2 separate regions of the Homo sapiens genome follow, and region 2 is linked to region 1. Evidence: read pairs that join two places in POLR2A ChIA-PET (ENCODE). Cell type or tissue: K562. All regions are shown on one strand. Links, peaks and the distances in the headings refer to the core of each region. The heading gives the core; the rest is flanking DNA.

Evidence for each region. ChIA-PET counts read pairs that join two places held together with the same protein. Peaks named below come from ENCODE experiments on the same cell type or tissue, not always from the same donor. Only the 100,000 strongest peaks of a DNase experiment are listed, where the experiment ranks them.
Region 2: POLR2A ChIA-PET joins it to region 1 with 6 read pairs; 2 of 35 experiments call an interaction of 5 or more read pairs at or near these places.

The regions. Positions count from the first base shown.
Region 1 is chr22:50,078,742-50,084,105 of GRCh38, reverse strand. It overlaps MLC1 (modulator of VRAC current 1), which reads left to right. Exons shown (of 12, transcript NM_015166.4): 3 at 933-1,022; 4 at 3,709-3,762; 5 at 4,087-4,188. Among named protein-coding and RNA genes, the nearest start is that of MLC1, 4.0 kb to the left of the region's middle. RefSeq lists a silencer at 752-1,046. In K562, for the core only: no CTCF peak of the experiment used is centred there; a DNase peak (open chromatin) is centred at 815.
Region 2 is chr22:50,640,179-50,645,542 of GRCh38, reverse strand. No RefSeq gene overlaps it. Among named protein-coding and RNA genes, the nearest start is that of ARSA, 15 kb to the right of the region's middle. RefSeq lists enhancers at 1,189-1,688, 1,689-2,190, 2,912-3,476, 3,477-4,040. In K562, for the core only: CTCF peaks have their summits at 3,001 (motif pointing right) and 3,615; a DNase peak (open chromatin) is centred at 3,002; H3K27me3 peaks cover 3,203 bases.

The DNA of each region.
Region 1 (5,364 bases), core at 155-5,154:
CCCCGGTTCCGTGTAGCTTGGGCTGAGAATGAGATCCAGGCTGTGATTTCTCCCCTCCCTGTGCCCTGGCCTCCGCCGGCAGCCCCTGCAGCACCCACAGTGGTCCTGCCCACCTCCCGTGGCCTGAGCATGCCCCACCAAGACAGGCGTCTGCCTCGGAGCTGGGGACAGAGGCGGCTCCCGGGTGGTGGTGGCCATCTCCGGGCTCTGCCCTCCTCCACCTGGTGCCCTGGACTTGGTCGCAGCCCCTCCCCCGCCCAGGCCAGATCCCCTCTGCCCCAGACCTCGCTTCCTCTGCCAGGACCCTGGGTCCCAGTGACCTTTGATACTGACTCCCCTCAGACTCACCCCGGGGGTGCTGTGCGTGAGAGAGAGCCCCCTCCCCACCGCACCCCTGCAGTGCTGTGCGTGAGAGAGAGCACCCTCCCTGCCTCCTGCTAGGGTCTTCCCTGCTCAGGAGCCCCTGGGCCTGGAGCCCCTGCCTGGAGGGATCTTCTTCCAGATCTGGAAATTAGGTTCTGCAGACGGAGGGGGATGGGCAGTTGTTTTCCAGTCTCGTGTCTGGACCTGGGTGTGGGATCTGGAAGACTGCACGCACAACATGTTGGGGCAGGAGTATTTTGTGGGGAGAGGTGCCATTCCTTGCTCTAAATATTGGCAGATCCCCTTTCTTCTCTCCTCCAGATAACAGCGTGGGGGGTCCATGCTCCGACATGGCTGGGGGAGGCTGGTCCATGTCCTGGGCTGCGGCGGGGCTGCGTCTGTCCTACAGGAGGAGTCCAGGATGGGCGGGTCCCAGGTGCGGGTGTGGTTGATGCTGGGGGACGTGGGTGAGTCACCAATACACAGACAGTGAAGCAGAAGTTGAAGGGTCAGGGTCCAGCCTGGGGACGGGGCGCGTTGTAACCTGGGATTCTGTCGCTGTCTTGCAGAGCTGCCTCCTGGTGACCTCGGGGTTTTCGCTGTACCTGGGGAACGTGTTCCCGGCTGAGATGGATTACTTGCGCTGTGCTGCAGGCTCTGTAAGCAGCTTCCTCCACGCCTCTGCCAGTGCCCAAGCTCGCCGGCACGTGCTCTGGTTTCTTTGTTCTGAGATGTGCAGGTTTCTGTCACCTGTACCTCATTCAAACCTCTTCATATGGGCCGGGCACAGTGGCTCATGGCTGTCATGCCAGCACTTTGAGGGGTGGAGGTGGGTGGATCACCTGAGGTCAGGTGTTTGAGACCAGTCTGACCAACATGGACAAACCCCATCTCTACTAAAAATACAAAAATTAGCTGGGCGCGGTGGTGGGTGCCTGTACTCCCAGCTACTCAGGAGGCTGAGGCAGGAGAATCGCTTGAACCTGGGAGGCGGAGGTTGCAGTGAGCCCAGATTGTGCCACTGCACTCCAGCCTGGGCAATGAGAGTGAAACTTCGTCTCAAAACAACAACAACAAGAAAAAAACAAAAAACTCTTCATATGACTTTAGTTTCACGTAGAGTTCATCACCTTTGAGAATTACTGATGAAGCAGGCCTGAACCTTGCTCTGCAGACGCCTGTGCAGGGAATTGCGTGTTGATTCTGAGCCTGCGGCTGCGTCCTGCCAGAGCTGGCAGCATCTGCCCTCAGGGGACTGGGACCTGTGCCCCACATCCTCCCAAAGCTTCATGTTGTGTTTTTAGAAACTTACACAGTGCCAAGGCCGGTGGAGGCACCCACTGATCCTCAGAGCAAGGGAGGACAGACAACCGCTGTCCCCTGGTCCTCTGTGAACCCCGGCCACTGCCTCCCCAGCGTCCCGGCAGCTAGAGCACCATGCTGGCTGACCCCTGGGCTCTGGCCCGCAAGCCATGGACCCCATGCCCCTCTGGCCCGCAAGCCGCGCACCCCATGCCCCTCTGGCCCGCAAGCCGCGGACCCCATGCCCCTCTGGCCCGCAAGCCGCGGACCCCACGCCCCTCCTGCTTCAGCTGGTCCCGAGCTCTCCCCTCCTCTCGCTTCCACATGCCTGCTGGGTCTCTGGCCCCTGCCCTTTCTCTAGGGACACTGTTGGTGACTGTCCCCAGCAGCGCCCCCGAAATGTCTTAAAAACAAAGTGGATGCCCCGCCCCGTGCTGTCCTGGGTCTCTGCTCCCTTAGAACAAAGCCCTTTGGGGCAGGTGACCCGTCCCACTCTGCTGCCCTCTCTGGAAGCTTCTCCGTGGCCTTTATCCTCACCATGGGAGCCGCCCTTGTCCCAGTGGAGCTGTGAGCTGTGCCCCTTCAGCCTCAGCGGCTGCCGGATATGGGCAAGTGCCCACCCCCGCCCAGCCTTGGCCCCACTCGGCCCTGCCCCCGGCCTTTCTTCTCTACCCTGGGCCCTCGTGGCACCTGAGTGGGTGCTGAGCTGAGCCTGGCTGTCCTGGCCCTAGCTCTGCCCCTCGCTCAGGCCCCGACGGGGCTTCTTCTGCCTCCTCACCCAGCACTGCTGTGCTCAGCCCCTCAGGGCCTGCACCCCCGACTCAGGGCCCGGGGTCCCATGGCTGCAGGAGCAAGGCCCTGCACGGCAAGGGCCACAGGCCTGGGCTGGCCCGACTCCATCCACCTCCCTGTCCCTGACGTCCCAACCTCCCTCCCTGGCCCTGGACTCCTAGCCTTGGTGTGGCCCTGTGGGGACAAGAAGGCTGAGGACAAGAAGGCTGTGGGACTCCTTTCTGCCTCCCTCACATGCAGAGTCTTGCTACTTCCTTTGCTCCTTCCTTCCTCTTTCTTTCTTTCTTTTTTTCTTTCTTTCTTTCTTTGACGGAGTCTTGCTCTGTCACACAGGCTGGAGTGCAATGGCGCCGTCTCTGCTCACTGCAACCTCCACCTCCTGGGTTCAAGCAATTCTCCTGCCTCAGCCTCCTGAGTAGCTGGGACTACAGGCACCCGCCACCACGCCCAGCTAATTTTTTTTGTATTTTTAGTAGAGATGGGGTTTCACTATGTTGGCCAGGCTGGTCTCAAACTCCTGACTCTGATCCACCCGCCTCAGCCTCCCAAAGTACTGGGATTACAGGTGTGAGCCACTGCACCAGACCTCCTCTTTCTTTCTTTCTTTCTTTCTTTCTTTCTTTCTTTCTTTCTTTCTTTTTTTGAGACAAGGTCTCACTCTATCACCGAGTATTCACAGCTCACTGCAGCCTCGAACTCCTGGGCTCAAGAGATCCTCCCAGCTCAGCCTCCGGAGTAGTTGGGACTAGAGGTGTGAGCCACTGCACCCGGCTGATACTTTTTCCTTTTTTGGGTAATTTTCAGCAAAGACCAGGTCTTGTGCCTGCGTGAGTTACATTCTAGGCTTCAAAGCTTATCCAGCTAGAAGAGCCTTCATTAACAAATATCTTTTTAGCACATCAGAAAAATAAAAACTTCTTTCAGAATAAATTATTTTGAAGTACCTGGGGGTTGGGCGCAGCGGCTCATGCCTGTAATCGCAGGGCTTTGGGAAGCTGAGGTGAACAGATCATTTGAGCCCAAAGTTAAGATCAGCTTGGGCAACAGAGTGAGACCCCATCTCAAGAAAAAATTAAAACTGAGAAGTACCTGGGGGCCTTCTAGTCAAGCCAACCCACTGTGTTGCATGGACTGGCAACACTGTTTTGTGAATATGATTCAGATCCTTCTGGAAGCGCAAATGTTAGAGTATTTCAGAGTCTCAGTTGCTCAGGTGAGCGGCAGGCTCATGGGATTCCGGTTTCATTCCAGTGCATCCCCTCGGCAATTGTGAGCTTCACCGTCTCCAGGAGGAACGCCAATGTGGTGAGTCTAGCTTGCAGGCAGCCTCTGCCAGGGAGAAAGCCGGAGGGGCTGACAGACAGTGTGCCCATGTGTGCTTGTGTGTGTGCCCACGCACAGACGTTGTGGCACCGAGAGGGGCCCCCGAGGTTGCCCCCCAGACAGTAAAGCTCCTGCCCAGCCCAGCCTTTGCCGCACAGAGGGGAGAGCGGGCTGAGCACGCAGGACTCCCCACCATTATGTCCTAATCAGGATAATTTTTAGTGAATGGCCTGAAGTGTGGTTTATCTGTTACCTTTTTTCTTTTATTATTCAAAGAAGGAAAACCCCTCCTGCCTTGTTTTTCAGATTCCCAACTTTCAGATATTGTTTGTTTCCACGTTTGCTGTGACCACTACGTGTTTAATTTGGTTTGGATGCAAACTAGTCCTGAACCCATCAGCAATAAACGTGAGTTCACACGAGCTTCGCGCAGACGCCTGACACCCACAGCCCCACTCCCACGAATGGTGTCAGCAAATGTTTGTTGAGCTGGAAATAGGTGGTAAATGTTATTCACAGCTCGTGAGTTTGACTAAAGTTGAGAGATTTATGCATCCAAAGAAAATAATTGTCTTTATTGAAGTCTCGTGATTCTGCGGGACAGATTTATTGGTAAACAATGTCTTTTCCAACAGTCCTTAAAAATTAACAGTGACATAATACTATGTTTCATCCAATCTGTGTAAGACAGTTGTTCAATGCACCTCTAAACAAAAATGTGAAATTGTAGGGGGCAGAGGTTGTGGGAGCCGAGATGGCGCCACTGCACTCCAGCCTGGAAGACAGAGCAAGACTCCGTCTCAAAAAAAAAAAAAAAAAAAAAAAGACAAAAATCCCAAAGGAAACCAGGACCTCATCCGAGATACTGCAAGGAGGGCCTCCTGCTTTGTGTGACATGTGGAATGCACTTGATGATTGGGGAAAGCTGGAGGAGGCTTGAGTATGTCCTGGCCACTCTCGTTGGGCAGGAAAAATGAGCAGACACAGGAGGACCCAGTGGGAACACCCACACTGCCTTTTTGTTTTGTTTTGTTTTGTTTTTGAGAAGGAATCTCGCTCTGTCGCCCAGGCTGGAGTGTAGTGGCGCCATCTCGGCTCACTGCAACCTCTACCTCCCGGGTTCAAGCAATTCTCCTGCCTCAGCCTCTGGAGTAGCTGGGATTACAGGCGTGTGCCACCACACTCGGCTAATTTTTGTATTTTTAGTACAGACAAGGTTTCACCATGTTGGCCAGGCTGGCCTTGTACTCCTGACCTCAGGTGATCCATCCACCTCGGCCTCCCATAGTGCTGGGATTACAGGTATGAGCCACCGCGCCCGGCCTGTGACGCTTCTTTATTAAGACGGAGAGCAGATGGGGTGTGGTCCCTGGGTCAGTGGCTTGTATCTGAACTGCTCAGAGGCAAGTTACTCACTGTAGCTGTCGGCTGGCCCTGGGAGGAGCTGTCTCTTCAGGATCAGGAAGGAGCCAGAGGTCAAAGCACCAGAAATACAGAAAATAAAAGACAAGGTTAATGTCACACTTTTCTGAATTTTAGAGTTCTCCTTATGCTTTTGTCTTTTTGATCTGTCATTTTTTTTTT
Region 2 (5,364 bases), core at 247-5,246, 560 kb before region 1:
AAATCAGGGGCATCTCCACTCAGAATCCCTCCGTGGTTACCAAAATGTGAACCCCGAATATCTGAGATGCTCTCAGTTAATTTAGAAAGTTTATTTTGCCGAGGTTGAGGACACATGCTCGTGACACAGCCTCAGGGGGTCCTGACAACATGTCCCCAAGGTGGTCAGAACACAGTTTTGTTTTATACATTTTAGGGAGACACAAGACATCAATGAACATACGTAAGACGAACATTGCTTTGGTTCAGAAAGGCGGGACAACTGGAAGCAGGGAGGGGACTCCCAGGTCATAAGTAGATCAGATATACATCTATCTCAGTGAGCAGACGGGTGACTTTGGATACAATGGGAGGCAGGTTTGCCCTAAGCAGTTCCTAGCTTGACTCTTCCCTTTAGCTTAGTGATTCTGGGGCCCCAAGATTTATTTTCCTTTCACAAGCTCATGCCTGGGCACAGGAGTGGGAGAGAGAGCTTGGGGACCAGGCTGCCCTCCTGAGAGAATGCCACAGTGGTGGGCATGAAGGAGTCCAGGGAGCAGGATTCCAGGTTGGGGAAACAGCAAGCTCAGTGGCCGGAGGCTGGAGGATGCCTGCAGCCAGCCTGGGCAGACAGCTTGAGGGCACTATATCAGAGACAAAAGTGACTCAATGACCCTTGTTAAAGCACAGTCAGGCACACTTCATTCAGGACCATCACCAGAGGTATAGAGACCACTGGAAGGGGAATTGGCAGCGGGGGAGAAAGACTGGACTCAAACCCAAATACAGCCTGGGTAACTGGGAGTTTATAGCCAAGGAGCAGGGTGGGGGCAGGAGATGTTAATGTACTAAGGGAAAGCATCAGGTGTGAAGAGGATTCTTGCTGAGGACAGGCCAGAGTGACCAACATCACCTGCCAGGTGGTGGAGGGTGAGGAACCTGACCAGATATGATTGCAACCGCCTTTGCAAAACTGCGACTGAAGCAGTGAAGGAGATCTAACATCTAACATCTAACCAGCTCCATCCTGCTTCTAGCCTTTAAGCCATGCTTGTTCCTCCATGGGCGCAGGTTGAACTAACTTTGGGAGGAGCTTGGTTTATAGTTGACAGTTTAAAACAAAGATGAACAGCCCTTTCCCCAAACAAACCTCTTTCTTCCCTGCGGACTAGTCTGCCTTTATAGGACTAACAAATTAGCCACAAGATTACAAATTATGGTTTAGGAGTCATGCTGCTGGAGGCTGCAAGATTCTGATCTTCCCTAAACTGCTCCTAAGTAAGAACAGTGCAGATTCTGATCCTCCCTAAACTGCTCCTAAGTAAGATCAGTGCAGATTCTGATCCTCCCTAAACTGCTCCTAAGTAAGATCAGTGCACATTCTGATCCTCCCTAAACTGCTCCTAAGTAAGATCAGTGCAGATTCTGATCCTCCCTAAACTGCTCCTAAGTAAGATCAGCGCAGATTCTGATCCTCCCTAAACTGCTCCTAAGTAAGATCAGCGCAGATTCTGATCCTCCCTAAACTGCTCCTAAGTAAGAACAGCGCAGATTCTGATCCTCCCTAAACTGCTCCTAAGTAAGAACAGCGCAGATTCTGACCCTCCCTAAACTGCTCCTAAGATCAGTGCAGATTCTGACCCTCCCTACACTGCTCCTAAGATCAGTGCAGATTCTGACCCTCCCTAAACTGCTCCTAAGATCAGTGCAGATTCTGACCCTCCCTAAACTGCTCCTAAGATCAGTGCAGATTCTGATCCTCCCTACACTGCTCCTAAGATCAGTGCAGATTCTGATCCTCCCTAAACTGCTCCTAAGTAAGATCAGTGCAGATTCTGACCCTCCCTACACTGCTCCTAAGATCAGTGCAGATTCTGATCCTCCCTAAACTGCTCCTAAGATCAGTGCAGATTCTGACCCTCCCTAAACTGCTCCTAAGATCAGCGCTTGAGGTATTTGCAGACCCTGCGCTTGATGCATCAGTTGGCACCACCCAGATCCATAAACTGGCTCATCTGATCCTGTGGCCTCAACCCAGCAGCTGACTCGGCACAAGAGGACAGCTTCGGCTCCCCATGATTTTGTCTCCAACCCAACCAATCAGCATTCTCAACTCACTGGCCTTCCCCCACTCACCAAATTACCCTCAAAAACTCTGCTCCCCGAATGCTCGGGGAGACTGATTTGAGTAATAATAAAACTCTGGTCTCCCATACAGCCGGCTCTGCGTGAATTACTCTTTCTCTATTGCAATTCCCCTGTCTTGATAAATCGGCTCTGTGCAGGCAGCGGGCAAAGTGAACTCACTGGGTGGTTACATAAAGGGTGATCAGGTCCTTACTAAAACTGGATTTTACAAGGAAGTGCACAGATGGGCTCCGGAGAAGGTTCAGGAGCTGCCGTCTGCCCAAGCAGAGAAGCTTTCATTGCCACACAGCAGCTACCTCACACCTGCCACGGTTCTTGTGGGCAGTGGATTCCGTCCTCATCTGCTCAAGACTGTGCCCCCAAGCCGGGCGCAGTGGCTCACGCCTGTAATCCCAGCACTTTGGGAGGCCGAGGTGGGCGGATCACAAGGTCAGGAGATTGAGACCACCCCGGCTAACACGGTGAAACCCCATCTCTACTAAAAAAATATTAAAAAATTAGCGAGGCGTGGTAGCGGGCTCCCGTAGTCCCAGCTACTCAGGAGGCTGAGGCAGGAGAATGGCGTGAACCCGGGAGGCGGAGCTTGCATTGAGCCGAGATCACGCCACTGCACTCCAGCCAGCCTGGACGACGCAGCGAGACTCCGTCTCAAAAAAAAAAAAAAAAAGGGCTGCCCCTCTTTCTGGGAACCTCCTGCCTTCCTCTCCCTGCCAGTGGGTTCCACAAGAACCTCCCAGTCAGTACCTGCCACCCCCTTGGCCAGGTCATGTATCTGCCCAGCTGGGACCAGCAGAGCCCTTTCAGAGTTGGGACCAACCAGAGGGCCTCAAGGTGGTTGATGGGACAAGGATGGAGCAGGCCCACAGGGGTGGGGAAGATGAAGGCCACCAGGGGGCCTAAGGTGGATCCCCATGTCAGCAGGTCTCATGAACTGCTGCAGAATCCCTCCACTCAGGCCACGTGTTCCCGCTGAAGCAGCTCAACTCCCCACCCTCCCCATGCAGAGGCTTCTTCCATCCCTTGTCCAAGGTGCAAAAAGACAAGACCCATGCCCCTCATTTCAAGGCCCTCTCCTGACTGTGGGTGTTAGTCCCAAATTAGCAATGCCCCAGGCGTCCAGAGCCACTTCCCGAACCCCAGCAGGCTGCCTCCAATTGGGGCTCTGTCAATGCAGAAAAAGAACTCACATCTCCAAAAGGCAGGATGGCCTGCAGAGCTTGGCTTTGAACAAACATAGCTGGCAGCACACACATCCCCTCCTCCAGGCCGGGAGGTCAGGGCTGGGCCGAGGCAGCTGTCACGTGGGCAACCCCTGAGCGGCCTCCAGAGCCCAGGGGGAAGGGGCCACCATTTGCGTAACACTACAACCCTAAGCAGGCTCTTCTCGGGAAGAAGGGGCCGGTCCTGGGGTAGTTCCCAGCTTCCAGTTGAAAGAGAATAAAGTGCCTTTGATTGTCTCCTTTTAAACTCCAATTCACAGCGCCAACCAGCTGCGATAGCTCCAATTACAGGTTCAAAGATTTCTGGGCCACCGAGCAGCTTTCTGTTCTGGCTCCAGATGGAAGCACCAGCAGCGCACCCCTGCCCCCAGCCCCGCCACACACAGGCACAGACACCACACTGGAATGTAACATCAAGGGGCTCGCTGGCAGAGACTGGCACCTCCTGCTCTCCACAAGGTCAGCAGCAGCCTCAAGCCCAGCCCCTTCCCACCCCATCTCTGGGAGTCCCTTCAAACTTTGCTCCCACATGGCCTCTATCTTGGAGCTTTCATGTTTCCTCAGGAAAATGCCAGCTCCCCACACACAGCTGGGCTTCAGTGGAAGTCGAGTCCTGAACCCTCACCCTGGTCCCCAGAGGCTCTTCCAGAGCCCTGTCCACCTTCCCACTGGCTGCAGGGTCAGTGACCAGGGAAAGCGCTTCCCATCAGGAGACCAGGTCCTGCTCCTCCCCGAGGGGCAACCTGAGCTTGTGGAGAAACGCAAGGTCAAGGAGCTGCCCTGGGGAGCCACCCTAGGAGGGGCCACCCTGAGGGAGCTGTCCTGGGGACACCTGCAGTGGAAACTGTTCAGGGCAGGGGCTATGGAGAGGGATACCCTGGCAGGGCCCAATTACTACAGCAACCTTGGGGCCCTCAGCCACACAGAATAAAATCCTCACCGAAGCCCCCTCTGGGGCTCTCTCTTACACTGATGAGAAAAAGAAGTAGCTCAGAGCAGAGTCGGAACTAGGCGGGGTGTACGGCCAAGAGGGATGAGTGTGGGGCCTCAGTAATCCCACACTTCTGCAAAAATGGCTGGGGACAATTGTTTCAGGACGCTTTGTTCCAGACCAGCTGCCTCACCATTATCTTCATGTTCTTGGAATTTGTGACACAACGAACAATGTAGGCCGGGTATGATGGCTCACACCGGTAAATCCCAGCTACTCAGGAGGCTGAGGCACAGGAAATCACTTGAGCCCGGGAGGCGGAGGGCACAGTGAGCACTCCAGGCTGGGCAACACAGCGAGACTCTGTCTCAAAAAGAAAGAACAATGTATAGCCAATGTTATCTGTTTTTGTTTTTTCTGTTTTGTTTTTGAGACGGAGTCTCACTCTGGCACCCAGGCTGGAGTGCAATGGCGCAATCTCGGCTCACTGCAACCTCCACTTCCCAGGTTCAAGCAATTCTCCTGCCTCAACCTCCCAAGTAGCTGAGATTACAGGTACACGCCACCACACCTGGCTAATTTTTGTATTTTTAGTAGAGACAGGGTTTCGCCATGTTGGCCCAGCTGGTCTCGAACTCCTGACCTCAAGTGATCCACCCGCCTTGGCCTCCCAAAGTGCTGGGATTACAAGCGTGAGCCACCGCGCCCAGCCACCTCTTTTCCTTCGAAAAACTACTGTAACTGTTGCCAATCAGAGTGTATATTCAGGGCAAATAGAATCTCTGCTCCCAGGTTGCAATCCTCAAGCTTGGCCCAAATAAACCCTCCGCTCATGTTAATGTTGCTTCAGCTTCTTTCTTTTAGGTCAACGTTCAGTACGCGTCTGTCATTTCCATTTGACTGTTAAACAAACTGGAGACTATAGAGGCCAAGGGAAAACTTGCCCTCTGCCCTCAGGAGATTCACGGAAAATCAACTGACAAAGTAAGAGAAAAGGCATACAGATTTATTCATGCACACAGGGAGAACCAGAGTGATGACCCCAACCTCCCAATGGGGTTCGGAAGCTTATATACCATCTTGAGGT